Linked DNA regions of Mus musculus: region 1 is linked to region 2. A link is a loop called in an ENCODE intact Hi-C map of the cell type or tissue named here. Cell type or tissue: left cerebral cortex. All regions are shown on one strand. Links, peaks and the distances in the headings refer to the core of each region. The heading gives the core; the rest is flanking DNA.

What was found. Peaks named below come from ENCODE experiments on the same cell type or tissue, not always from the same donor. Only the 100,000 strongest peaks of a DNase experiment are listed, where the experiment ranks them.
Region 1: it touches region 2 in a loop (2.8-fold over the local background); 3 of 42 quality-filtered maps call a loop at or near these places.

Annotation. Positions count from the first base shown.
Region 1 is chr16:21,514,711-21,523,044 of GRCm38, forward strand. Vps8 (VPS8 CORVET complex subunit) reads left to right here. Exons shown (of 47, transcript NM_001285893.1): 26 at 2,573-2,645; 27 at 3,403-3,522; 28 at 7,174-7,245. Among named protein-coding and RNA genes, the nearest start is that of Vps8, 96 kb to the left of the region's middle. In left cerebral cortex, for the core only: no CTCF peak of the experiment used is centred there; a DNase peak (open chromatin) is centred at 5,253; H3K27ac peaks cover 1,299 bases.
Region 2 is chr16:21,603,068-21,611,401 of GRCm38, forward strand. It overlaps Vps8 (VPS8 CORVET complex subunit), which reads left to right. Exons shown (of 47, transcript NM_001285893.1): 45 at 5,101-5,154. Among named protein-coding and RNA genes, the nearest start is that of 2510009E07Rik, 87 kb to the right of the region's middle. In left cerebral cortex, for the core only: no CTCF peak of the experiment used is centred there; DNase peaks (open chromatin) are centred at 3,786, 4,236, 5,579 and 5,642; H3K27ac peaks cover 1,785 bases.

The DNA.
Region 1 (8,334 bases), core at 325-8,324, 88 kb before region 2:
TCAAGAAGATAATTTATTTCATTTAGATTTTCCACTTTTGTGTTGTGTAGGTTTTTGAAGTAAGAGCTAATGATTCTTTGGAGTTCCTCTGTATTTCTTGTTATGAACTCCTTTTCATTTATAGTTTTATTAATTTGAATATTCTTTTTGTGCTTTTTAGTTAGGTTGGGTAAGGGTTTATCTGTCGTGTTGATTTACTCAAAGACCAACTCTGGTTTTATTGATTCTTTGTTTTGTCTCTTGGTTTCTAATTTATTATTTTCAGCCCTGAGTTTGATTATTTCCTGCCATCTTCTCTTGGGTGTGTTTGCTTCTTTTTGTTTTAGAGCTTCCAGTTGTGCTGTTAAGTCAATAGTATGAGATCTCTCTAATTTTTTTTTTTATGAAGACACCTAGTTAGTGCTATGAACTTTCCTCTTAGCATTGCTTTCAGTGTATCCCATAAGTTTCATTGAATTCTAGAAAGTCTTTAATTTCTTTATTTCTTCCTTGACCCAGTGGTCATTGAGTTGAGAGTTACTTGGTTTCCATGCATTTGTAAGTTTCTGTTGTTTTTGTTATTGCTGAAGTCCAGTTTAATCCATGGTGATCTGATAAGATACAGGGGACTATTTCAATTTTCTTGTATCTTTTGAGACTTGTCTTTTAACCAAGTATATGGTTAGTTTTAGAGAAAGTTTTATATGTTCTGAGAAGAAAATATAATTTTTTGTGTTTGGGTGAAATGTTCTGTAGATATGTTAGGTCCATTTTTTTCCTGAAGTCAGTTACTTTCTGTCTGAATGACTTGTTCATTAGTGAGAGTGGGGTGTTGCTGTCTCCATTGTTAGTGTGTGGGGTTCATTGTGTGATTTAAGGTTTAGTAATATGCCTCTTTTACAGATGTGGGTGCTCTTGCATCTGGGACATACATCTGGGACGTGCATGTTCAGAATTGAGATGTCATTTCGGTGGATTTTTTTCTTTGATGAATATGAAGTGCCCTTCTTCATCTCTTTTGATTAATTTTGGTTGAAAACCTATTTTTTAGGGATTAGAATGGCGAATCTATCTTGCTTCTTGGGTTTGATTTCTTGGGAAAATATTTTTCCAGCCCTTTACTCTTAGGTAAATGTTTGTATTTGAGGCTGAGGTGTGTTTCTTGTATTTACCAGAATGATGGATGCTGGTTTTGCATTCATTCTGTAAGCCTGTGTCTTTTTATTGGAGAATTGAGTTCATTAATGGTTGGGAGAGATTAATGACGAATGATCATTAATTTCTGTTATTTTGATGTTGGTAGTGGGTGTGTGTTTGTGTGTGTGTGTGATAGGTCTTTCTTTTTTAGTTTGCCATTTTTATTCTTTGTAGTTTTTAATTTTCTTTCTTTGTTTTGTACATTTAGTGTTTTGATCAATATATGGCTGAAGAGTTTTTTTCTGTTCCAATCTAATTGGTGTTTGGCAAGCTTTTTGCATGTTTATAGACATCTCTTTCTTTTAGGGAAATCATCTTCTATGATATTTGTTTTCTGTATCTTTGAGCTAGCAATCTTCTCCTCCTTCTATTATTCTTAGATTTTGTCTTTTCACAGTGTCCTAGATTTCCTGGATGTTTCCTGTAAGGAACTTTTCAGATGTAACATTTTCTTTGACCAGTGTGTTATTTTCTCCTATCATATATCTCACACCCAAGATTCTCTCTTCCATCTCTTGTATTCCTGTTCTCTTACCTTGGTTTTCCATCCTCAGGATTCCCTCAGTTTGTGTTTTCTTTATTGTTTCCATTTTATGTTTAGTTCTTGAACAGTTTTATTCATTTCCTTCATCTGTTTGATTGTATTTTCCTTTATTTCTTTAAGAGATTTATTCATTTCCTCTTTAAACACCATATCATCTTCATAACATTGGACTTAAGGTCACTTTCTTGTGCTTTAGCTATGTAAAGCCATCCAGGGCTTGCTGTAGTAGGATAGCTGGGCTCTGATGGAGCTTCATTGCTGTGGCTTTTATTGATTGTGTTCTTTCACTACCTTTAGCCATCTGGTTTACCTTGGTGCCAGAAAATCTCCAGGAATGCAGGCTGTGTTCTAGGCTGGGAAAGAGTGCAGGGGACATGGGACAGTTCCCTGCTTCTGCACTTTACCCAGGGGGCGCATGGCAGGCCTTCTTCTCTCTCATTCTCTCCTCCTCTTCATCTTTCTTTTAATGGAACTCCTCTTTAGGCTTAAAAGGGAAACCTCTCCTTCCCTCTAAGACCCTATCCTGTTTAGATCACCGTATTGTTATTATTTCTGTCTAATGTTCTCTTTCTGCCTTGAGGGGCATTGAGGCCCCTTCATGGCCTAAGCCTCATTTGTGAACCTTATTTTCTGGACCAGTCACTGCAGCCTTTTTACCCTTGTTTTTTGACACCTTTCTCACGACCTTTTGAAATACACAGTACATTGTCCTCATCTGTGCTTAACCACCTGCAGAACAGTAGTGGTCTGGTTTTGAACCTGACCTGACAAAAGTTGAGTCTATGTCATGATGTTAGTAGAATCTCAGGGTGGAGAAACCGAGGCATCAGATCTGTTCTTCCTTTTTTCTAGCTGTTGCCTGGCAGGTCGTGCCTACCCTCTCGGTGACATTCCTGAAGATCTTGTTCCCTTGGTTAAAAACCAGGTGAGTATTATTTTTATGGCATTTTTATTGTCTGCACTTCTTAATATGACTGTCTCAGTTATAGTTCCTTTTGTTTTGATAAATACCATCAACAAAAGCAATTTGGATGGGATAGCTTACAGCTACACAGCCTAGTCCATCACTCAGGGAGTCAGGGCAGGAACCTGAAGGCAGGAGCTGATGAAGAGGCTGTTTACTGGCTTTTATAGAACCGAGCACCACCTGTCCAGGTATTGGGCCCCCTCCCCTATCAGTCACTAATTAAGAACATTGCCCTGCAGACTGCCTACAGCCAGACCTTATGGAAGCATTCTCTCAATGGCTCTAGCTTATGTTAAGTAGTCATAAGCCAGGCAGCATAGTGACTGAAGACAGACTGTTGAACATTATACATAGCTCTACTGTAAGGACAAGAGTCCACACTGTTGCCAACTTTAACATTTGATTTAAGAGATTTAACATTGGGGATTTAAGAGAGACTTTGTGTAACATGGTGGCAGCTTAAAGTGCATTCAGCCTGCCTTTGCTTTTTCCACACGGGAATTCTTGTTCCAGAAAGATGTAAGGTCATAGAAAATAATGTACTTTTTGGTTTTTTTGAGACAGGGTTTCTCTGTGTAGCCCTGGCTGCCCTGGAACTCACTCTATAGACCAGGCTGGCCTCAACTCAGAAATCTACCTGCCTCTGCCTCCCAAGTCCTAGGATTAAAGGTGTGAGCCACCACTGCCTGGCAATAATGTACCTTTTAACCCCTAGGTTTTTGAGTTTCTGATTCGCCTGCATTCTGTAGAAGCATCCTCCGAGGAAGAAGTCTATCCTTATGTTCGGACTTTGCTACATTTTGACACAAGAGAATTTCTGAATGTGCTGGCACTGGTAAGGGACGCTGTGATTCCTAAGGTATTTTCAAATGATCCAAAGATATGTGAGTGCAGCTAAGTCAGGAGTGGAAATGCTTCATGATGGTGGGCCCCTTAGTTCCTGCTTATAGCCATTCCCTCCCTTGTTGTTGTCTCTCTTGTCTGAAAGAAAGAAAGAATGAAAAAAGAACATTTCTGTTTTGTAAAAAGCCTTTGGCCAGGTGGTGTGGTCTCTGATTCCATGCTCTCGCTCCTGGCGTCTACAGTGTGGACAAGGGTCTGTGGTAGACGTAGTGAGCACAGTAGAGTAAACTGAAGCTGAAGGGGTTTGTGGAAGGTCTCCACTGAAAACACCTTCCTAAAATGTTTAGTCTGAGGTAAATTCAGATGATCTGGGATTTCTGTTGTATATAATTATCTAGGGGAATCATAAAATGTAAACACTCTTCCCAGTTAAAGGGTGTTCTATTGTGCTTTCTTGTTTAGGTTTGATAGGATGGAAAGTGCTTATGGTATGGTGTTTAGTGAAATCATCCAGTTCACAAATATGTGAAACACATTTACAGACGAAATATTGGAAGAAAATGAAACGAGAAGGGAACACACCTACATGCCAGCACTACCTCTGTGAGATGGTGCCCGTCTCTGTGTGCTCACTCTGCTTGTATAAGTTACAGTATATAACGGAGTAAACTTCTTTAAGGGGCTGAGTGTCGTGTGGATCTTTGTATCACAGTCTGCAGTGGTTAAGTCTGATCATCTGACTTCAGAAACGGTGGCTTTAGTTGCACATGGAGGAAGGGAGGAGAGCTCACAGGGCGTCGGGTGTGATAAGCCCAGGAGAGGCCGGCTACCGTTTCCGTGCACTTTGGGGATCCCACAGTTGCTCTCACTCTGGCTGGCCCTTTAAACATGCATGGGAGTGGTTCTTTTTATTTTTTTTTTATTTTATTTTTTATAATATTTTATTTGGAGAGCTTCTGTGATAGGGCAGGGTCCTACAAACAGTTGTCTGAGGACTAAGTCTAGCCCCATTTAATTCCAGACTTACATAAACTAACAATGTTTGTATTACTAGGGTTGTTAAAAAAGAAGAAAGAAGAATATATAATAGAGAGCACATATAGCTTACAAAGGGCGGCATGTTTACCCACAGGCCTTTTACATAGAATGTTTGTTGACCTTGGGTTAAGATTTACCTTGCTATCATATCATCCACACCTCCTAATAATCTTTAATTGTTTATGTCCTGGTTCCCAGATAACTTTGAACTTGAGTTTCAGATCTCCATTTCTTTGTGGTGTGATAATCCAGCAGTGGTGGGCTGGCCTGGCAGCTGTTTCCCCCCACCTTATCCTGACTTTGTATCGTAACAGTCACACTCCTATGTCTCCATTTCATTAGATTTACAGAAACACACTTTCTCAGTGTGTGTTTCAAAGTAGTGACTGCATGCTGCCAGGAGAAAATGGTTATGGAAAGTCCCTTTCCTTTGTCACTATTTATAGAACACTTGTTAATTCTCTCTACCTTTGGATATTAGTTGAATGGCACTTCTGTAGCAAATGGTACCTTCTGCATCTTCAGTGACATCTCATGTGAGCAGTCTGGGATGAGAGAGAATTTGTGTGTGTGTTCATGTTCTAATAAGCCAGAAGATAGAACTGAAATGTTCTTGCCCATCTTCTTGTCTCCAGGCAGGTTCATATTTAACTCATCTAAGTACAAAAATATCTCCTGGTTGAACTTGTCAGATTAGTAAGCCTTCCTGTGGTCTCCTTGGCAACTCATTTCATCTAGCTGACTGCAGAGCACACTAGTGGAGATAACACTGGGTATTTTTCAGTGTAAATAATTTAGATAATTCAGTGGCTGTTTTTGTTTTGTTTGTTTTCAGTGGTTGTTTTAAAAGCACCTGCCATGTGCCAGTCAGAAATAGGAAGGGAAGGGCATGCCAACCAGAGGAAAGGGAAGGTGGGGAAAATTCATGGTCTTTGTGAAGACTACCAAGTCCTCTGGCTTGAGTAGAACTGACAGAGTCTTGAAAGCCCATGATGGTGCAGATCCTTTTAAAATTCCCCTGGGACAATATGCAGTCCCTTTCCTAGGTAAAGGGCATAGCAATCACTGTGTCTATGTTAATCTAACTTTCCTTACCCGGGTTGTGGGCATGGGGGAGTTGCTGCATGCATACTATAAGAAGGTGTTGGGGGTCTTTCTCACTCACGATCAGCACCTAGGTGTGACTCAGTTTCTGTCCCTTGTGTGTAATTCTGTGTGAACTTGAATTCAGAATCCAATGTTTTGGATACATATTCTATTCAGAACACATTAAGCAATAATATAAAATATTTAAATGCAGTGTTTGGCATTGTCTTAAGGATATGGTAACTCATTTTGGTAATTAGGCTTAAAAATGTTGGCCTTTCAGCAGTTTTACTATAATTATTTTTCTTTATTTTTATTAAGATACATTGTAAATTAACTTTTAGCTTAGTGTATTAAGCCCGTGGTTTCTGCAGGGCATCACCATAAGCACATACATTTGTTTTCATTTGTTCCTTTCCACCATGGTCCTCCTCCTAGCCAACTCTTCTCCTTTCTCCAGGAAAGTCCCCTCACGTGTATCCCGACTCTTCTCTGTGTCCCACTTCTCTTCCACCTCTCCTTGACCCTCTTTCTAGCTCCATGTCCCACAAACATGCATCTATAATACACACTTGCGTGCACACACACACACACACAGTGGTTCTGCATGTGGAAGCAAGCATGCAGTGTTTGTCCTTCTGAGTGTGTGTCCTTCCAGGACAACCATGTGCGCTTGACATTCGAGATTCCCCTGTTGGTAATCTGTGAGCACAACAGCCCCTTGCTGCTTGTTTGTTCTTGTAACATTGTCTTCCTTTCTCTCTCAAACTCTTTGCTTATGTAATAACAACATATATATCATATTCATTTTTAGGTCTTGGAATGTCATGAGGTGTTAAATGATATAACTGGGGCTGGAGTAGGCTCAGTGGTTATGAGTACTTACCGTTGTTGCAGAGGCCTTGGGGTCCATTCCTAGCAACAATATGGCAGCTCACAGCCATCTGTGGCTCCTGTTACAGGAGATCTGCTGTCCTTTTCTGGCTGCTACTGGTACTAGGCAGATATGATAAACATACATGTGTATAGGCAAAACACTCACACATAAAATAGTCTTAAGAAGAGGAAAGGGGGCTGGAGAGATGGCTCAGTGGTTAAGAGCTTTTACTATTCTTCTAGAGGACCCAAGTTTAATTCTCACACCTATGTCAGGTGGCTAACAACCACCTGTAACTCCAACTCCAGGACCTAGTAGCTCTGGTCTCTGAAGGACCTGTACACATGGATAACACCCCCTCCCCATATGTATATGTGTGTGTGTATGGTGGGGATAACGTTCTGAATGCGTATTTTCTTCACAAAATGTATCTGAAATGAAGAATATTAGTAGATAATATTCCTTAAAAATTAGAATATGGACATTTGTCATTTTATTTCACAAATGCTTTAATGATCATCTAGGTGTTATTTTATAAAAGGAAATAAAGTCAGTTCTGCTAAAGACAAGGAGATCTAGTAATTTGTTTCCTCCTAAAATTAGCAAATAACAGTTACTTAAGTTTTTTCTTTCACTATTTAGACCTTTGAAGACTTTAAAAATGATAAGCAAGCTGTGGAATACCAGCAGCGCATTGTGGATATTTTATTGAAGGTAAGCATTCAAAGAGTGCATGTCTTTCTATTGATTGGTGCTATATTAAGCTAATTGAAATTTTTAGAGTAGGATTTGAAATAACTTGTTTAATGGAGCCATTTGTTGTAGCACTAGTATTATATTATGGGGTTTGGTCCTCCAGCGGTGAATGAAATATTAACGATGTGTCCTAGTGTTAAGCCTAACCTGGATGCTTGGATACAGGTTGCAAGACTTGAGAAGTGCTCAATGTGACGATTGCTTTATTAGTATGATTGTGTGCAATAATAGAGACAGCTTAAGAAGTAATTCATGCCAGCAATCTCTGTCCTTCCCAGGCTCATTTGGTTACTATGGCCATGCCATGTTCTGCTGTGGCATTGATTGGGATGATGGGTGACACATAAAGATGATTTGAGGACTGTCCCAGTCCAGCTTCAGAGTCAGGAAAGACTTATTTTAGGATCCACGCTGTTGCTGTAAGCGTGTGCAGAGACAGACCAGCCCCTGTCCTTTGTGTTGGCACTGCTCTTCAGAGGATTTCGGTTGTCACTTTTCATCAGCCCATAAAAAGGAGGCTACTTCCTTTTAGATTCTTTGGTCAAGAAGCTGGAGTGAAAATATCCTCTAGTTATATGTAGCGTAAGCAAGTCGCATCTATAGTATTCTTTGTACTATGCAGAGCACAGTACATAAATCATCTCAGCTCAGCTATTTATGAGCCTTGTAAGATAAGAGGTGATGGCTATGGGAATAGAATTTTCAAATTCTCAAATAAAACCAGTTAGATCCAGGTAGTTAATATAAAGAATTCCACCTCGATTCCCAGATAGTCTACCTATTTGTAACCCTGTCTTTTTTCTATCTGGTATTTTTCTGTAGCTCTCTGCTAGGTCAGTTAGAATTAAATTAACCTGTGAGATAACTTAAAATGGCAGTAGTTTAACTGTGATAGGAATGTGTGGTTTTTAAGCTGGAGGTAGGCAACCTGATCCAGGGGAGAGACTCAGACCCCAGGCACTGAGCTCGTTTTATTGTTAAACTTAGCACAGGGTTTCCGATGGTTCAGCTGTTACTCCGCAGCTAGCAAGCCAGTGTCAGAAGGAC
Region 2 (8,334 bases), core at 181-8,180:
TAGCCAGAAGCTGGAAAGAACCTAGATGCCCCTCAACAGAGGAATGGATACAGAAAATGTGGTACATCTACACAATGGAGTACTACTCAGCTATTAAAAAGAATGAATTTATGAAATTCCTCGCCAAATGGATGGACCTGGAGGGCATCATCCTGAGTGAGGTAACACATTCACAAAGAAACTCACACAATATGTATTCACTGATAAGTGGATATTAGCCCCAAACCTAGGATACCCAAGATATAAGATATAATTTGCTAAACACATGAAACTCAAGGAGAATGAAGACTGAAGTGTGGACACTATGCCCCTCCTTAGATTTGGGAACAAAACACCCATGGAAGGAGTTACAGAGACGGAGTTTGGAGCTGAGATGAAAGGATGGACCATGTAGAGACTGCCATAGCCAGGGATCCACCCCATAATCAGCATCCAAACGCTGACACCATTGCATACACTAGCAAGATTTTATTGAAAGGACGCAGATGTAGCTGTCTCTTGTGAGACTATGCCGGGGCCCAGCAAACACAGAAGTGGATGCTCACAGTCAGCTAATGGATGGATCATAGGGCTCCCAATGGAGGAGCTAGAGAAAGTAGCCAAGGAGCTAAAGGGATCTGCAACCCTATAGGTGGAACAACATTATGAGCTAACCAGTACCCCGGAGCTCTTGACTCTAGCTGCATATATATCAAAAGATGGCCTAGTCGGCCATCACTGGAAAGAGAGGCCCATTGGACTTGCAAACTTTATATGCCCCAGTACAGGGGAATACCAGGGCCAAAAAGGGGGAGTGGGTGGGCAGGGGAGTGGGGGTGGGTGGATATGGGGGACTTTTGGTATAGCATTGGAAATGTAAATGAGTTAAATACCTAATAAAAAATGGAAAAAAAAAAAGAAATCAGGAGTGCACTCATAATTCTTAGTAGGTCTGATTCTGTGTTCGGAGCGTTTAAGAAAACTCATCTGTCATTGAATTCAAATCACCTCAGGACAGATATCATAGGTGTGACTCCACGCTCATGGTATCAGTACAGAAAGGGCTCTTTCCTGCCATTTAGTGACCTTTTTCCATCTCTTCCTAAAAACTTAACAACATGCTCTAAGAGGTTCATTTTCCTGGGAGCCTTCCTGTTTTGCTGTCTGCCAAGGTGTTAGATAATGTACCATTTAAAAGCCCAATCCTAGAGATGGGCAACTTGAATCTTCTAGGTCAGTGCTTCAGAGCACATGATCTTCCTCAAAGCTATACATAGTTTTCTTATCTCTAAAATGAGTAGCAGAAGCCACACTAGAAGAGGTAGTATAGATTAAATAACATCATGCCCATAAATGAGTCTTCGGTGGTACTTGGCACATAAAATTTTACAGCATGTTACATATTACTTCTCTTCTTTTAATCATCTACATAGAAGTAGTAAAAGATTGTCTTAGTCGCCGTCCCTGTTGCTGTGGTAAATCACCATTGCCAGAAGCAACTTGGGGAGGACGGGGCTTATTTCCTTCCAGAGCTCCCAGGTCACACACAGTCCAGCACTGAGTGAAGGCAGGGCAGGAATGCAGCCATGGAGGAGTGCTGCCCAGTGGCTTGCCCCTCGTGGTGTGTTCAACCTGATTTCTTTCTTTCTTTTTTTGTTTTTTTGTTTGTTTGTTTGTTTGTTGTTGTTTTTTTCGAGACAGGGTTTCTCTGTGAAGACCTGGCTGTCCTGAAACTCACTCTGTAGACCAGGCTGGCCTCGAACTCAGAAATTTGCCTGCCTCTGCCTCCCAAGTGCTGGGATTAAAGGTTTGCACCACTACGCCTGGCTCAGCCTGCTTTCTTTCTTTTTTTTTTTTTTTATAGTTTTTTATTAAATATTTTCCTCAATTACATTTCCAATGCTATCCCAAAAGTCCCCCATACCCTCCCCCCCCCACTTCCCTACCCACCCATTCCCAATTTTTTGGCCCTGGCGTTCCCCTGTACTGGGGCATATAAAGTTTGTGTGTCCAATGGGCCTCTCTTTCCGGTGATGGCCGACTAGGCCATCTTTTGATACATATGCAGCTAGAGTCAAGAGCTCCGGGGTACTGGTTAGTTCATAATGTTGTTCCACCTATAGGGTTGCAGATCCCTTTAGCTCCTTGGGTACTTTCTCTAGCTCCTCCATTGGGAGCCCTGTGATCCATCCAATAGCTGACTGTGAGCATCCACTTCTGTGTTTGCTAGGCCCCGGCATAGTCTCACATGAGACAGCTATATCTGGGTCCTTTCAGCAAAATCTTACTAGTGTATGCAATGGTGTCAGCGTTTGGAAGCTGATTATGGGGTGGATCCCTGGATATGGCAGTCTCTAGATGGTCCATCCTTTCATCACAGCTCCAAACTTTATCTCTGTAACTCCTTCCATGGGTGTTTTGTTCCCAATTCTAAGAAGGGGCACAGTGTCCACACTTTGGTCTTCATTCTTCTTGAGTTTCATGCATTAGCAAATTTTATCTTCTATCTTGGGTATCCTAAGTTTTGGGCTAATATCCACTTATCAGTGAGTACATATTGTGTGAGTTCCTTTGTGATTGTGTTACCTCACTCAGGATGATGCCCTCCAGGTCCATCCATTTGCCTAGGAATTTCATAAATTCATTCTTTTTAATAGCTGAGTAGTACTCCATTGTGTAAATGTACCACAACCTGCTTTCTTATACCTCGGGCCACCAGAGTAAAGTGCCACCCACAGTAATCTGGGCCCTCTCCCATCAACTATTAACCAAGAAAATGCCTGACAGGCTTGTCTACAGGCCAGTCCTATGGAGACATTTTCTCATTTGAGATTCCCTCTTCCTAGATATGTCTCATTTGTGTCAAGTTGACAAAATAGTACAAATATGTAAGCATTAAGACATAACTGTAGATATATCCCATATGTCTGGTAAACTAAAACTGCTTACTTTTCAAAAAACTTTTTATTGGTTCTGTGTGAATTTCTCATCATATACCCCAGTTCCACTCATCTGCCCTTCCCCTTGTATTTGCCTTCCACCCTTGCAGCCTCCCCTGTTACAGGGAAAATAAAATCTTGTTGTGGAAGCTGTAGTGTGTCACAGTGTGTCTCACAGTACACCCTTTGCCCATGCTGCTTTGCTTGCAAATGTTCATTGTAATGAGTCCTTGGTCTGGTACGTGGCTCTGGCTTCTGCTACTCTATCAATTCTGGATCCTCACTGGGACACTTCTTGGATGTCCTGCTGTTGTCCTGGGTCATAGAGGTCTGTAGTTTTGGATCTATAGGACTGGACCCTTCATGCACACCAGCAGTTCATTGAGTGTTAGGGTGTGTCAATTCAAAGCCCTGGATCTGGGCCTAAGACTTATCTGAGAGGGTCAGCCTGCTGGCTCCCCTGGCTCTCACACCCTTGGGGCAGCTCCCTGGCAACCTCCCTGCAACCAGGGCCCGCTGTATTGTGCTGCCCAGATGAGATGCAGGGCCCAGTTTCCCAAGTGTTTTAGCCATTAAGGGACATGGCCAACAACTGCTCACTTGTGAATCTACTGCTTACATTTCTTTAGAATTCCTTAGCACTCCACAGGTAGGGAATTCATCTGCTAGCGAGGTCCTTGCTGGCTCTTCAGCACCTGTACTTAATGCAGGCTCTGGAAACTAGCATGCAGCTTTCAAAATCTGCAAGGATATGGATGCTCACTGGGAAGCTTTGAGTTGCTTAGATACAGTACTCTTACTCTTATTCTGTGTGCTATGAAAAGTTAGGCTATGACTTCCGTACCTCAAACATGAGATTCTGAGTCATAGGTTCACACCTACACATCTCAGAAGTTACAATGTAGAGCTTGTGTGTGCTCCTATTGCATTGTTTTAGGAGCCTAACTTCAAGAATTCATTGTCGAGCAAGCCGATAGCCACTCTCTCCTGGGAGATGTTATAGTCACATTCCGATAACTTATGCCTTTAATTTGGTTCTTTGTCGTGTCTTATTTCATATTTCGGTTTTGTTTCTTGTTTCTTTATGCCATTTGACCATTTCTAGCTCGTGTTGGATACAATTTGAATTAGTTTCCTGATTCAACCTAATTAACTCATAAATCGCCTTCATTTACTCACTGTCAGCCGTGTTTCCTGCCTGGTTTCCAGCCAATGCTTGGCAACTTCTCAACAGCAAGGTCTGGTTCATACTCAATGTGATATTTTTACTCTCTGAGAAATTCATATATGCATATGATGTATTTTGATCATATACTCATCCCCACCCCTAATTCTTACCACCCCTCCTCTTCACTCCCTCCCACCTTTACCTCCTCTTTAAAAATAACCTACCAAATCCAATTTATGCCGCCCACAGACTCCTGGTTGTGGGACCAGCCACTTGAATGTGGTCAACTTACCACATCCTTAAACAATCCTGTCACTTCTTCCTCCTGAAGCTATCAGCTATTGGTAGCTTCTCTTTAGGCGGGGGGTGGGAGGGTGAGCCTCTCCCTAGTCCATGTAGGGATGCAGACTGGGATGGTCTTGTGCAGGGAGCCGTGAGATCATGAGTGCAGCAGTCCTGATGGGTCCAGAAGACAGTTTTGCTCTGGGTCTCCCTGGCCTCTGACTCCTGTCATTTTTCTGTCTCTTCTTCTGAAATGGCCCCTCAGCCTTGGGTGGGTGGTGATATAGCTGTCCTACTGGATGTGATGTGTTTCTGTGCCAAGCCATCCACTGCACAAAGAACCTTCTGTGATGTGGCCTGAGAGCTGTTCTGATGTGTGGGTAAGGAGGTAGGACTGTAGAGGGCAGTTTGATGGTATGTCCACCTAGGAAGTCACGGTTGGGTTCTCCGCCAGGCCTCTAAGCTCCAAGGCCCTGGCTTCTTAGTCACAGTTACAGCACCAGACACGTGTTTCCTGCTGCAGAACAGGCCTTGAATGCCGTGAGAAACTGGTTGGTCACTCCCACAATGTTCACATTGCCATGGACAGTTCTCGCCATGTCATTTTGTTTTTCGTTTTGTTTTGTTGCTGTTGTTTTAAGCTCAGCTATACTCACTTAGTTGTATTTTTTGGAATGTGGGTCAAATAAAGTTTATATCTAAGAAGTTGTTGAAATGTTTCCCCTTTTCCAGGTAAAAATGTCGCCCTCGTATCATCAGTCCAAAGGGGATCCTCCCGCCAGGAAGGTGAGTCTTAAAATCAAGTGGTTCGCAGAACTACCTCCTCCCTCCCAGCCTCCTCTGAGGTCAGTCTTCTCTACATAGCAGTGGTGTTTACTTACATTAATATTCTCAGGCCTCTTCTCATTGGATGCTTTGATATGTTGCTAGGATTCCTTGCCTCTTTCTAGAGCACATGTGGGATTTCAGGCCCAGCAGTTTCCTGGCAACTAAGACTATAAGCATTGTGGGGTCAGCATCCACAGTCTGCCTCGTGTCCGAGGGCAGTAGCAGATGAAACAATATTTTGAGGGAAAGCTGTCTGGTTTTCTTAGTGACATGTTTCTCTTCAGATAGTTGTGCCCAAAATAAACTGTCTAGAGATAGAGCTTTTCAGCACATGCCACATAAAGGGTTGTCAGTACATGCGGGACTAGGCCTGTCTTCTGTGAGTCTTGGACCCGAGCAGTGCTCAGGGGACATTAAGAGACCCACGGCAGCCCCTTCTGTGTCCTGCTGCAGCTGTTGGCTGAGAGCCATGGGTAGCCTGGCCTTCTGCTGCCTCCCTTTGTCACTGTTCTCTCTCTGATAGTTGAGCTGGTTTATTTTGGTTTGCGCTCCCCCACACATATACACACACACACACACACACTTTAAAATTTTTTAGCTAGCATTGAACTCAGCAAAGTATTCATGAAATAAAAATGACATCTTGCTGCTCTGTTTACTAACTGCCAGTTTAGCTTCAAAGCAGTGTGTCACACTCCAGTCCTTTTCCTCTGCTTGTAAACCCTGACATTTTCAGATGGAAAAAGGATAGAAACAAGATACAACATCTGAAAAGTCCTGAAACGCATTATGCAGGAATAGCTCTGTGCTCTATCCAAGCATCATGGCAGGTAAGACCAAGGGGTAGAGCATGAGTTCTCAGAGTCACCCTACTACCTCGAGCACTTAGTCGGCTTCAGGTCACTACAGTGAAATGTTACCTACAGAGGAGAGGAGAAGAGAGTCTTCTGAGGGTTTGGCATCATGGCAGCTTCATGGATGTGGGCTGCAAGAAAAAGTGACTCGTTGAGGCAGGAACACATTTGAAACAGGTGCTCATAGCATGAGCAGAAAGCAGAGAGAGGATGAAGCCAGGGCCCCATAGTTCCTGGGACTCAAATCCCTGTTAGACCTCTTCTCAACCTTCCATAGCAACTCCTAACACAGCTATCATGACCTACATGAACCTTTGGGTATAGTCACCAACCAGTCATAGTAGGTAGGGCCTGAGTCTTATTAGTCTCATTTAATAAACATGAAAGAATTAGAATACAGAAGAAAATTGGTTTGTAGAAGATCTTTAATGGTAGCCATGCAACATACTTTCAACAGGATGATTGAAAACATAGGCTTATTCTAAGACCAGGCTTAAAACTCAAAGGCTCTGAAAGGGCAGCCTCTTTTTTTCTTCCTGTGTAAGATAGTGATGATCTTAGAATTGCCTTAAAAACTAAATGAACTACTGTTTAGGTATGAAACACCTGTATTTGATGCATAGCAAGTACTTAGGCTGTAGTGAGCACTGCTATTTAACATGGCCCCTTTTAGTCGATCATGTTGCTTACATATTATTATTCAGTCATCAAGTATTTCTTTATGCTACATGCAGAGCTAAGAATTAGACTAGAGATGAGACTGCAGTCTTTGTTCTCAAGGATCTCAGCACTAGGGCTGGTGAGAAGGCTCAGAGGTTAAGAGCACTGACTGCTCTTCCAGAGGTCCTGAGTTCAATTCCTAGCAACCACCTGTAATGGGATCCAATGCCCTCTTCTGGTGTGTCTGAAGACAGCTATAGTGTACTCATATACATAAAATAAATAAATCTTTTTAAAAAATCTCAGCACTAGACAGATGAGCTCACTATTACTGTACAGCTTTATGATGCTGGGTAAAATGTATAGGATGCTCTGCTAGCGCTTAGAAGGGACCTTGTTTTCAAATGGCTGATCAGCCTGGTGCAGCCTTATGTTCTTTGTGATTGTAAGTATAATGAAGAACTCTGAGGAATGGTTAACTGCTCCTCTACAGCCTTGCTTCATGTTGTTAGCTGCCACATAGCTAAGAATTTATTAAACGCTGATTTAGAAGTAGATTGATGCAGCCTATTTTCAGACTTTGCAATGCCTTAGCTCTGAAATTCAGACATCTGACTATCATCAGAAAAGAGGCACCACCTCAGACGCAGGAATCTGCTACTCTTCGAATCCATTTAATGTAAAGAAACTTCTTGCCAAGGCTCGGTAGCATCTTTAATCCCAGTACTCGAGGCAGAGGCAGAGGCAGAGGCAGGCGGGTCTTTATGAGCTTGAGTCTAACCTGGTCTATGTTGTGAGTTTCAGACCAATCAGGGATACATAGTGAGACCTTGTCTCAAAATAAGAAAAAAGAAACTTCCCCACCCATGGCTGGATGCACATGGCCCTTGGTATCATTCTTTCTATTTTTTTCCTTTACTGATTCATTTTGAAAAAAGTGGTCAGGCGTACACTTATTCCTTCCCCATGCAAGAGTGGGTACAACTTCTCAAGTCTTCTTCCTTACCTACACATTTTGAATAGATTTTATCAATGAGAGCCTATTTCCAGTATTTACCATACTGATTAACAAGCCATTAATTTTAGCAATTAAGACTCTTTGGAAGCTGCCATTGGGAATTCATGTTAACTGGCCACTCCTGAAATGTGAGCTCTTACTTAAAAGCAGTTACCACCCCTGAGTTGAAGCCTAGATGTACCAGCTCATCTTTCTGTCACATATGTAGTGTAGGTGCCTGTCCCACGATAGGCAGGGAAGCTTCCCAGAGGAAGGAGAGCTTGATCTGGCCTCAAATAATAAGGGGGAATGTGTCCCAGGAAGACCTGAGTAAGCAGGGCTCAGTGCAGGCAATGGGAGCAGGTTGTATATGTCTTAAATACAAAAGCACAAGAAAGTCTAGGGGGAGATCGTGGGGATCCAGATCCCAGAAGCCCAATCTGCAGCAGCTGCTTCTTAGTGGACGATTGGCATTTCCACCCATGGTCAGTTGAAAGGCAGTGAGGACAGTTAACAGAACAGCATGGTTATCTAGGTAGAAAATTGCCCTAGCCTGAGCCTGTACAAGGGAAATCTTAAAAGGTGAAATACATTCAGACCTTAGCATCTTTCCCTCTCCATCCCCTG